Linked DNA regions of Homo sapiens: region 1 is linked to region 2. The links are chromatin loops, found by intact Hi-C in ENCODE. Cell type or tissue: gastrocnemius medialis. All regions are shown on one strand. Each heading gives the region's core, and the rest is flanking DNA. Links, peaks and the distances in the headings are about the cores only. Region 1 overlaps FER1L5 (fer-1 like family member 5). Region 2 overlaps KANSL3 (KAT8 regulatory NSL complex subunit 3).

Region 1 (5,377 bases), core at 77-5,076, 66 kb before region 2:
TGTATTTTTGTCTTTAAAATGGCCCTCTGGACAAGCATGGTGGCTCACACCTGTAATCCCAGCACTTTGGGGGGCTGAAGCGGGCAGATCACTTGAGCAGCCTGGGCAACATGATGAAATCCTCTCTCTACAAAAAATACAAAAATTAGCTGGGTGTGGTGGCACTCACCTATAGTCCCAGCTACTCAGGAGGCTGAGGTGGGAGGATTGCTTGAGCCCGTGAGGTTGAGGCTACAGTGAACCATGATCGTGCCACTGCACTCCAACCTGGGTGACAGAGTGAGACCTTGTTTCAAAAAAGAAAAAAAAGTCCCCTAATTGCATAAGCTTCAGGCCCCTCTGACACCTGAGTCTGCCCTGACTGTGGGCTGGTAGATATTACTGTCCTCATACAGCCCCTCGCAGTCTGAATGCACATTCACCAAACCATCTCATGGAGAGGCCGTGGGCCTAGAATGTCTTCATCATGTCTAGCCATCAACTTTTTAAACAGCAGTATATCTGTCTCCTCAAAGAATAAATAATAAACCAGGCATGGTGGCACATGCCTGTAATCCCAGCACTTTGGGAGGCCGAGGCGGGCAGATCACCTGAGGTCAGGAGTTCAAGATCAGCCTGGCCAACATGGAGAAACCCTGTCTCTACTAAAAATACAAAATTAGCCGGGTGTGGTGGCGCATGCCTGTAATCCCAGCTACTCGGGAGGCTGAGGCAGGAGAATCACTTGAACCCGGGAAGAGGAGGTTGCAGTGAGCTGAGATCGTGCCATTGCACTCCAGCCTAGGCAACAAGAGCGAAACTCCGTCTCAAAAAAAAAAAAAAAAAGAATAAATAATAATAGCTGCCTCTTTAGGAGGTTTCTGTTGCCCCTGGCTTGTGCTAAACAAATTCCATAGACCAGCTGAGTGGGCTCTCCTAAAAACCTCATGAACCAGGTGCTATTATTATTCCCATTTTCATATGGGAAAGCTGAGATCAGAGAGGTTGAGTTCCTGAAGTTCTCATGCTACATGCAGTTGCCAAAACCACTCTGCTGTAACCCCTTGAGGACTGTGATTGTCCCTATAAAGAGATGGGGAATCAGGCCTAGAGAGGCAGAGGGACTTGCTCAAGGTCACATAGTAAGGGGTGGAGTCAGGATTCCTACCCAAGCTTCTGTGTCCCATCTCCACTCTGCATTATGGTTTCCTCAATTATTTTTAAAAAGAAAGAAAGAAAAGAGGCCAGATGCGGTGGCTAATGCCTGTAATCCCAGTACTTGGGAGGCTGAAGTGGGAGGATCACTTGAGGCCAGGAGTTCAAGACCAGCCTGGACAACATATTGAGACCCCCATCTCTACCAAAAATACAAAAAATCAGCTGGGCATGGTGGCTCATGCATGTAGTCCCAGCTACTCAGGAGGCTGAGGCACAAGAATTGCTTGAACCCAGGAGGTGGAGGTTGCAGTGAGCTGAGATTGCGTCACTGCAGTCTAGCCTGGGCAACAGAGCAAGACTGTCTAAAAAAAAAAAATAAATAAATAAAAGAAAAAAATCCATGTGTCCATGTGTAAAATAGAGCTGCTGGGTTGAGGCCAGAGTGGGACCCCAAATCCTCAATCCTCTCAGCTGGGGCCTCTTCTCCTTACAGCAGTTCTTGGGATGTGGCTGGGAACCTCCCAGCTTTCCATTTTCTTCATCCCATTCTCCCTGGGTCCTGACAGCTAAGGGGCCAAGGAGAAGAGGAAAGGGCTTTCCAGGTGAGCAGCTAGTCAGTAAGAAAGGAGGAAATTGCCCAGGTTAAGGAAGGACATTGGAAGGGGAGAGATCGGCACCAGAAGGCATCCAGGTCTTCCAAAGTTAGGAGTCCTCCAAGTTCAGATTTATGGCGGAACCACCTTTCCATCCATCCTGCTAATAATTCTCCTCCTGCTTCTTGGTTCCTCATCTAGTGTGCTGCCTCCCCTTCTGCCCTGGGGCCCTCGGACTGACCATTGGTACAGGCCAGTTTTCTGCAGTGCCCTGGGCTCTGCTCCCCTTCTGACCACCTGGCCTCAGATGCTGCCATCTGTGTGGCTGGCTGTTCTGCCTCTTCAGAGAGAGGTTCACACCTGCCTGCTGCATTTCCAAAGGGCTAAAGGCAATCAGGCCAGTATCCAAAGGGCCCCACCCTGGAGACTGTGTTCTGGGGAAAATGGATGAGGTTCCAGGGGTGTTTGAACATCTTCAAATGTTGGAAGGCCTCTCTCAGGGATGAGGGAGGGCCTGGCCTGTGCCATTGGTTCTGAGCCTGTAAGAAGATGAACAGGGCCGGGCATGGTGGCTCACACCTGTAATCCCAGCACTGTAGGAGGCCAAGGCAGGTGGATCACCTGAGGTCAGGTGTTCGAGACCAGCCTGGCCAACATGGTGAAACCTCGTCTCTACTAAAAATATGAAAATTAGCCAGGCTTGGTGGTAGGCACCTGTAGCCCCAGCTACTCATAGCTTAAACCCAGGAGGCAGAAGTTGCAGTGAGCCGAGATCGCGCCATTGCACTCCAGCCTGGGTGACAAGAATGAAACTCTGTCTCAGAAAAAAAAAAAAAAGATGAACAAAGAAGATGAACAGAAGATGAAAAAAGAAGATTTCCCAAGGCTCTGAACAGCCACAGAACATCTGAGGATCCCAGCCCTGTGCCCTCATCACAGGCCGGAAAAGGTGGGAGGGAGCTTGGCAAGGATGGGGGATGGACTAGGCCTCCTCTGAAATGTCTTCCTACTTTCAGAGTCTATAAAATCATCCAAGGAGGCAGGGATTATGAGGAATGGTTGAAAGTGATGACTCACAGGAAGGCAGACTGGGTAGCTACTAGAAGCAGCAAGGAGGGGAGTTCACAGGAGGGAGAAGGGGAGCGCATTAGCTAATTTTGTATTTCACAATGTAAGGTATGAGGAAACAAAACATTCTCTGGGTTGCCAAGTCCATGTCACACAAATTCCTGTGTGCCTGCACTTATGAGAGAGCTCAAGTTATCTCTCAGCTCAAGTTCTCTCTCAGAACTGTGTTCTTATTTTACACACTGCTCTTAGAAGCCTGACTTAGAGTCAAAAGGCCAGTAAGACTCCGCCTTCAAGAGAACTGTCATCCACAACAGCTGATAGGTGACGGAGACAGATTGAAAGGCGATCAAAATCAGACTACAGAACCCCAAAAAGAAAGCATCTCAGAGCCATTTAGTGCAGGAACAAGTAGCCCGGTACTGCAGATAGCCCAGGATAATAACTATGTTCCCATAATGGCTCCAGGCCATCAACAAAAAGCTCTAATTATATTCAGGGCAAAGTTGCTGAGAAGATAAGAAAATGTATATTATCATTTAAAATGTGTCTTTAAAGGGATTTGTTTTGTTTTTATATGTGGGTGAAAGGGCACATTTAAGTTCTCTGGAAAGTTCAGTTGTATGACCCACTCATTGCTTAATACATCTACCATAGAATCTAGTCATTCTGCATCTACATATTTACCTAAGAGAAATGAAAGCATATGTCTATGCTAAGGGTTGTACACAAGTGTTTACAGCTTCATTGTAACAGCCCCAAACCGGAAATGTTCATAAACAAGGAAAGGGATAAGCAAACTGTGGTACATCCATACAATGGAATATTACTTAGCAACAAAAAGGAATAAACCACTGATACACAGCAATGGCATGAATGAATTTCACAATAATTATGCTGAGTGAAAGAAGTCAGACAAATAAGGGTACTTACTGAACGATTCCATTTCTATGAAACACTAGGAAATGCAAGCTAATACGTAGTAACAGAAAGCAGATTGTTGGTTGCCTGGGGATGGGAGGGGGTGGAATAGGAATCACAGGGAGGGATTCCCAAGAGGCATTAGGCAACTTTTGGAGGTGATAGATATATTCATTATGTTGATTGTATGATGGGTTTCCTGGATGTGTACATATTTTAAAATGTATCAAATTGTACATTTCCTTTCTTCCTTCCTTCCTTCCCTCCCCTTCCATCCCTCCTTCCCTCCCTCTCTCCTTCCTCTCTCTCTCTCTCTTTTCTTTTTTCTTTTATATTTTCCTGAGACTGAGTCTCCCTCTGTTGTGCAGGCTGGAGTGCAGTGGCTTGGCTTGGGCAACAGGTTGTTATCACCTACTTAGCTGAAGTGTTTGCTCAAATAAGTAGGTGATACTACCTCGGCTCAGCTCACTGCAACTTCCACCTCCGGGGTTCAAGCAACTCTCCTGCCTCACCCTCCCGAGTAGCTGGAACTACAGGCGCATGTCACCACGCCCGACTAATTTTTATCTTTTTAGTAGAGTCTGGTTTCGCCACTGTTGTCCAGGCTGGTCTCAAACTCTGGAGCTCAAGTGATCTGCCCACGTCAGCCTCCGAAAGTGCTGGGATTACAGGTGTAAGCCACCGTGCCCAGCCAAATTGTACATTTTAAATATCTACAAGTCATACATACCATTGACATAGGTACGTCAATGATAACTCAGTAAGCTGTAAAAGGTAAAGTTTTCCATAATATGTCCTGGGCTTCCTCATGCTCCCTATCAGGCAGAGTCCCCCTTGCCATGCTTTTTGGCCCCCACCCTCTGTCTTCACCCCCACACAATCATCCAAACTTCCCTTCTATGTTAGGGGATGTGGGAGAAGGGTGGGCATGATGGAGGAGCCATACCTGAATCCGGAAGGTCAGGATCTGGTTCCATATCGGGTTGTCGGTTTGGGTCTGCATGTGTGTCCTGAGCTGGAATGTCCCAAAGCAGTGTTGGTGCCAGCCTGCCCCCTCCTCCCTCCACTGACCTCACCTTCCAGCTCTTCCTGTCCAGCCTCCCAGTGGACACCACAGCACAGAGGTGCTTGGGCTAATCCCTGCTCTCAAGACACCTGCACAACTTCTCAGCAGCAACAGCGCCAGTCCTTTGTGTACTTACCCGAGGTGTTTGCCAGATTCAGATTCCTCATATTTTTCCTTAAGTCAGCTTTCAATAGACTTCATTTTTAAATAGATATAAGGCTACTGACCTTACTATATGAGTGTATAGACATATATTTTGCTAGATAAATTCTGAGATCCCAAAAGAAAAATGGGCAAAAACACAGCTAATGGCAGCAGCATGCCTGTTTTAAAACCGTCAGTTGAGTTTATGTGTAAGCAGTGGTATCTGTGGAATCAAGTGTTACTTGGCCTTATTAAACTTTTTAAGGTACACTAAGATGAACACAGAAGTATCAAAATTTTTGAGAACTGCGTGTCACTTACCACCTGAGAACGTTTCACCTAGCTTTGGGGGTACCCAACCACTCACTGGGAAATACTCAGTATGGTGGTTTTAAATATGTTCACAAATTCTTTGGTACTCCTCCCTTCAAAAGATAGACATTATTTT
Region 2 (5,377 bases), core at 321-5,320:
TGACCTTTGGATTCAGCTGTGTGGACCCATCCCCCAGAGAGGTTGAGAGAACACAGGCTGTTTCCTGTTGCCTTTCAGATTGACTGATAGGGCATAGATGACCCAGCTGGGGAGGAGGCCAAGGGACTGTGTTATGTGGGGGAGAAGCTCTCCAGGAAAGGAAAGCCTCAGTAGAAGGTGGAGAGTGTGACTCAAAAATTCTGCTTCTCTCTCTTTATCTCAGGCTTGAAGGTCCCCACCACCATTACTCTGACACTTCGTGGCCAGCCGAGCAGGATCACTACACTGAGCCCTATGGGCTCAGGAGCAGCCCCATCCGAGGAGTCCTCTTCCCAGGTGCTGCCCTCCAGCTCACAGGTGAGTCTGCCAGGAAGGACTGAGGACATGGGCTTCATTATTGGGAAGTTTAAGACCAGCTGACTGGCTGATTGAAGGGGCTGCCCATGCACTGGACAGACGAGATTCAGATTCAAATTCAAATCTGTATTCTGGAGTTTGTGGCTTTATAATATTGAGCGAATCATGGACATCTTTGAGCTTCCTCTTCTACATCCCTCCCTTGATATTGTGAAGAGTACATATGTTCAAGTGGGTAGCAGTGTCTAGTATTTAATGTTTTTGTTTACTTTTCCTTTCGTTTCATTTTTTTCTCATCCTTGGTTTCATCCTTCAGAGGTTATGAGTAGAGGCTACTTGGCTAATGCTCTTTCTTTGTTTTTATTTTTATTTTTTGAGATGGAGTCTTGCTCTATCGCCCAAGCTGGAGTGCAGGGGTGTGATCTCGGCTCCCTGCAACCTCCACCTCCCCGGTTCAAGCAATTCTCCTGCCTCAGCCTCCCAAGTAACTGGGATTACAGGCGCCCGCCACCATGCCCGGCTACAACAGGGTTTCACTGTGTTGACCAGGCTGGCCTCGTACTCCTGACCTCAAGTGATCTACTTGTCTCGGCCTCTGAAAGTGCTGGGATTACAGGTGTGAGCCACCGCTCCTGGCCCTTTCTTTGTTTTTAAGGACATGGAGACAGAGATATCTCACTATGTTGCCCAAGCTGGCCTTGAACTCCAAGGTTTAAGTGGTCCTCCCGCCTCGGCCCCCAAGTATAATACTCTTTCTTTGACATTGGCTTTCTAGCACTGTGCCTTCCCATATCTTAGCATTTATTGCTGTCTTTTTAGGGCACAGCTAGGTTTTTATAGGTCTCACCCAGGAAGTCATGATTAGTTTCTCTTAGCTGATCTAATTTCCCCTGTGACCTTTTCAAGTCAAATATTTCTAATCTTAAAATGGTAATCTGAGGAGCCACTCAAAGATTAGAAGTTAAGCCAAAAAACAGTTTGAGTCTAGTACTGAGTGTGCTTTCCTTCAGTATCCGCTATACAGCCAAGGCCTTCCTGTGTCTCCCTGTCCTTTCCACCATGTCAACCTGCTTGTGAACTGGAGGTGCAGTGATAGTTCCTGAGCCATTCTAAAAGCTCTTCTGTCTCTTCCTCTTTAGGGAAAATACTGCACAGAGGTCAACACCTGACATTCGTTGGGATCATAGCTACCTTTTTTTGCAGAGGGATGGAAATGTTTTAATTTTATCTTATTTCTTATTTTTTCAATTATAAAAATGATTATGCTTATTTTAAATAATTCAAACATTATAGAAATAATTAATTTAGAAAGGGAAAGTTTCCCATGATGCTACTCCTAGAGATGATGTTCACTGTTAATAGCCTGATATGGATCCATTCAAATTTTTTTTTCTACACAAAGTATGTTATTTTATTTATTTTGTACAAATATGGGATTACAGAGTATGGACTGTTTTGTAACTTGCCTTTTTTTATAAATCATGTCGTGACACGTTTCCCTGTCTGTGTCTTTTCAGAGGCTGGCTAGTATTTCACTGAGTAGATGTATGAAGATGTATTTCACCACCTTCTGTTAGGTAGATAGCTGGGTTCTATTTTGGTTTTTGATATTTTAAATAATGCTCTGGTGAACACTTGTTTATTCTTGTGTACCTCTGGGAGCATTTCTCCAGGCCAGAGAATAAGTAGAGGATGTGTACCTCTAATATCTGGGCAGCTGCTCACTAACTGCCCTTCAAAAAGTTTTTGCTACTTTACAATTCTAGCCACGGTGATGAAAATATGTTTCATATTTTGTGGAAATCAAAATTTTAACTTTATTAATCTGGGTGAAAAATGAAATTGTTTTAATGTGCATTTTCCTGATTACTTAAGAAGTTTTATGTCTTTTATGAAATGTTTGTCATACTCTTTGAATTATAGTGGCTTTGTATATTCAGATGTTAAATCTTTATCTGTTACACAAATTACATATATGTTATTCCTGTCAGTGGCTCATATTTTTTTTTCTTTCTATTGAAGCATTCATTGAATGTCAGTCAGTCTTTTAACTTTTATTTCTAGATCATACAGCCATTTAAATGTTTCATATAGTAAAATCTTCAAATATTTTCCTTTATAGCTCCAAAGTTTTATGCCTTAAGAAAGCTAGCCCTATCACAAGAATATAAAAGTAATCCTTTTTGTTTTTAAAATTTGAATTGTGGTAAAACATATATAACATACAATGTACCATTTTAGCCATGTTTCAAGCTTACAGTTCAGTAGCATTGAGCACATTCACATTGTGGTACAGCCATCACCACCATCCATCTCCAGAACTTTTCTGTCATCCCATATTGAAACTCTCTCTTTGTGTTTTCTTATAATGCTTTTGCTTGTTTCCTTTAATTCCTTATAGTTCACTTTTGTATGTTAAGTGAGGTAAGGATGAGTCCATTCATCATTCCTCCACTCATCTAAAATCCACTGCTGTCACATTCTAAAGTACTGAACACATATGGGCCTGTTCTGTAGTTTTGAATTTGTCTATCCTACGCTGGCCTTCTGTTATGGGTTGATAGTATGGATCTTGAAGTTAAGGGAGTGTCAATTCTGTTTCTAGTTTGCTAAGATAATCTTCATTCTTTTCCTTTCTCATGATAGTTTTGAATTTTTTCCATTATTCTTTTAGAATCACATGAAATGAATGAGGATAAACATTTCCTTTTTTTTTTTTTTTTTTTTTTTTTTTGAGACAGTCTCACTCTTGTCACCCAGGCTGGAGTGCAGTGGCACGATCTCAGCTCACTGCAACCTCTGCCTGCCAAGTTCAAGCTATTCTCTTGCCTCAGCCTCCTGAGTAGCTGGGACTATAGGCTCATGCCACCACCCTCAGCTAATTTTTCTATTTTTAGTAGAGACAGGGTTTCACCATGTTGTCCAGGCTTGTCTTGAACTCCTGACCTCAAGTGATCCACCCACCTTGGCCTCCCAAAGTGTTGGGATTACAGGCGTGAGCCATCATGTCCGGCCAACGTTTCCTTCTAATCAGTTAAAATGATGAGTTACTTTAATAGGTTTCCTAATATCAAACTGTGTGAATTCTAGATGCAGTGGCTTTTTCAGTGTGTCCTATTCTTTTTATTATACATACAAAGGCAACAAGACCCTATCAAAAGAACGAAATGAAAAAAGAAAGAAGCTAAGCATTTCAAAAGAAAAGCATGTCTATTCTATTTGCTTTTATTTTACTTAGGATTTTGGCGTCTATATTAATCTCCTCAGGCTTTGGCCCATAGTTTTCTTCCCCTCCACCCCCTACTTCTGTGTGTGTGCTTTCCTTTGTCTAGTTATGTAAAAGGGGTAATTCAATCCTTGTAGAATGAGATGGGAAGTGCTTTTCCCCTCTCATACTCTAAAACAGTTTTATAGTACAGAAATGATAGTTCCTTGATGGGTTGATAGAAGTGACCTACAAAGCCATTTGGGCCTGTTTTTAGGGTGTCTTCGTTTGCTGATGCCATGTTGATGGACAACTAGAACACAGATCCTGCCACGTGATCCCTTCCTCCTGTGTTAGGTAATCCGTCTCAGCTTGCCATGGCCTGGGCCAGCCAGTTACCATTGAGAAGAGAGTAGAGGTCATTGAGAATCCCCCTTTTCTGGAGCTCAGTTGAAGCACAGAATAAAGATCAAGGTCTGGCCTTCTAACTGATGATGTTAACATGAGATTAGTTTTCATCTTAATAGAATGGACGTAGGCTGGGCATGGTGGTTCACGCCTGTAATCCCAGCACTTTGAGAGACCTAGGCGGGTGGATCACGAGGTCAAGAGATCGAAACCATCTTGACCAAAATGGTGAAACCCCATCTCTACTAAAAATACAAAAATTAGCTGGATGTGGTGGCGTGCACCTGTAATCCCAGCTACTTGGGAGGCTGAGGCAGGAGTATTGCTTGAACCTGGGAGGCGGAGGTTGCAGTGAGCTGAGATTGTACCATTGCACTCCAGCCTGGGCAACAGAGCCAGACTCTGTCTCAAAAAAATAAAATAAATAAATAAAATAAAGTGGATATGTAATTGCTAGGAGGAGTCAGGTGGTGATTCTTTTCCAACAAGCAAGGGGATGTTATTAGATTAAGGCTTCTTGCTGATTCAGAAGCTTCTAATAGCTCTGTTCAGATTGCCAGACAGAGCACTGGACTATGGGTCAGGTCATCTGTTTTCAGCCAGCTGTGTGATCCTGGGCAAATCACCTATCCTTCTGGGCTTTGGTTTTCTTACCTGGTTTAGAGAGGAAGTTGACTTAATTCAGTGACTGTTGTGGTGGCAGGATCAGAATCTCCTCAGGCTTTGGAAACCGACGTTTTTTAATGCTTAGAAACAAACTACCCATTTTTTTGACATTTATGAGGCAATTGGAAATTTTAACACTGACTGGATAGTTGTTGATATTACGGAATTGTTAACCTTTTTAATGTGTGATAATGGTATTGTTAGGATTTTAAAACAGTCATTTTTTATTTTGGGGTTCCATACTGCAATATTTTTGGATGGAATGAATTTAAAAAGAAAAGTGAACACCAACTAGACTTCTCTAAGATCTGTATAAGCACTTAATTATCTGTTTTGTTTCTGGCACTGATTGGTGTTTACTATGTGTTTCCTTCATGGGAATGGACTATTGTGTACTCATCACAGCTGAGAAGCTGCAGGGAGGAAGAGGACAGACAGAGACTATGTTGTGCCCTGCATCAGGGTCCAAAAAATGGACTCCCTGCCTGTGGTTATAAGTTCTCTCTCCTCTCTGTCCTGCTGGCCATACCAGGACCTTGTCAGCCTGGCAAGCAGCACCTCTAGCTGGAGGCCTCTGGCAGTGGGCCTCACTGTAGCCTTGTAGCAGGCTGTGGGCAAGCTGGCTCACTCTAAGGTGTATTCATAATCAGAACAGAGTGATCATCTGTGTACAGCCCTGCCTTTGGGCAGGGAAGCCCATGAGGTTTTGTTTTTGTTTTTGATTGAGATGGGGTCTTGCTA

Evidence for each region. Peaks named below come from ENCODE experiments on the same cell type or tissue, not always from the same donor. Only the 100,000 strongest peaks of a DNase experiment are listed, where the experiment ranks them.
Region 1: it touches region 2 in a loop (6-fold over the local background); 2 of 110 quality-filtered maps call a loop at or near these places.

Annotation. Positions count from the first base shown.
Region 1 is chr2:96,662,796-96,668,172 of GRCh38, reverse strand. It overlaps FER1L5 (fer-1 like family member 5), which reads right to left. Exons shown (of 53, transcript NM_001293083.2): 14 at 4,666-4,734. Among named protein-coding and RNA genes, the nearest start is that of FER1L5, 23 kb to the right of the region's middle. In gastrocnemius medialis, for the core only: no CTCF peak of the experiment used is centred there; a DNase peak (open chromatin) is centred at 2,842; H3K27ac peaks cover 1,935 bases.
Region 2 is chr2:96,596,623-96,601,999 of GRCh38, reverse strand. It overlaps KANSL3 (KAT8 regulatory NSL complex subunit 3), which reads left to right. Exons shown (of 21, transcript NM_001115016.3): 20 at 224-357. Among named protein-coding and RNA genes, the nearest start is that of KANSL3, 39 kb to the left of the region's middle. In gastrocnemius medialis, for the core only: no CTCF peak of the experiment used is centred there; DNase peaks (open chromatin) are centred at 3,229 and 5,209; H3K27ac peaks cover 5,000 bases.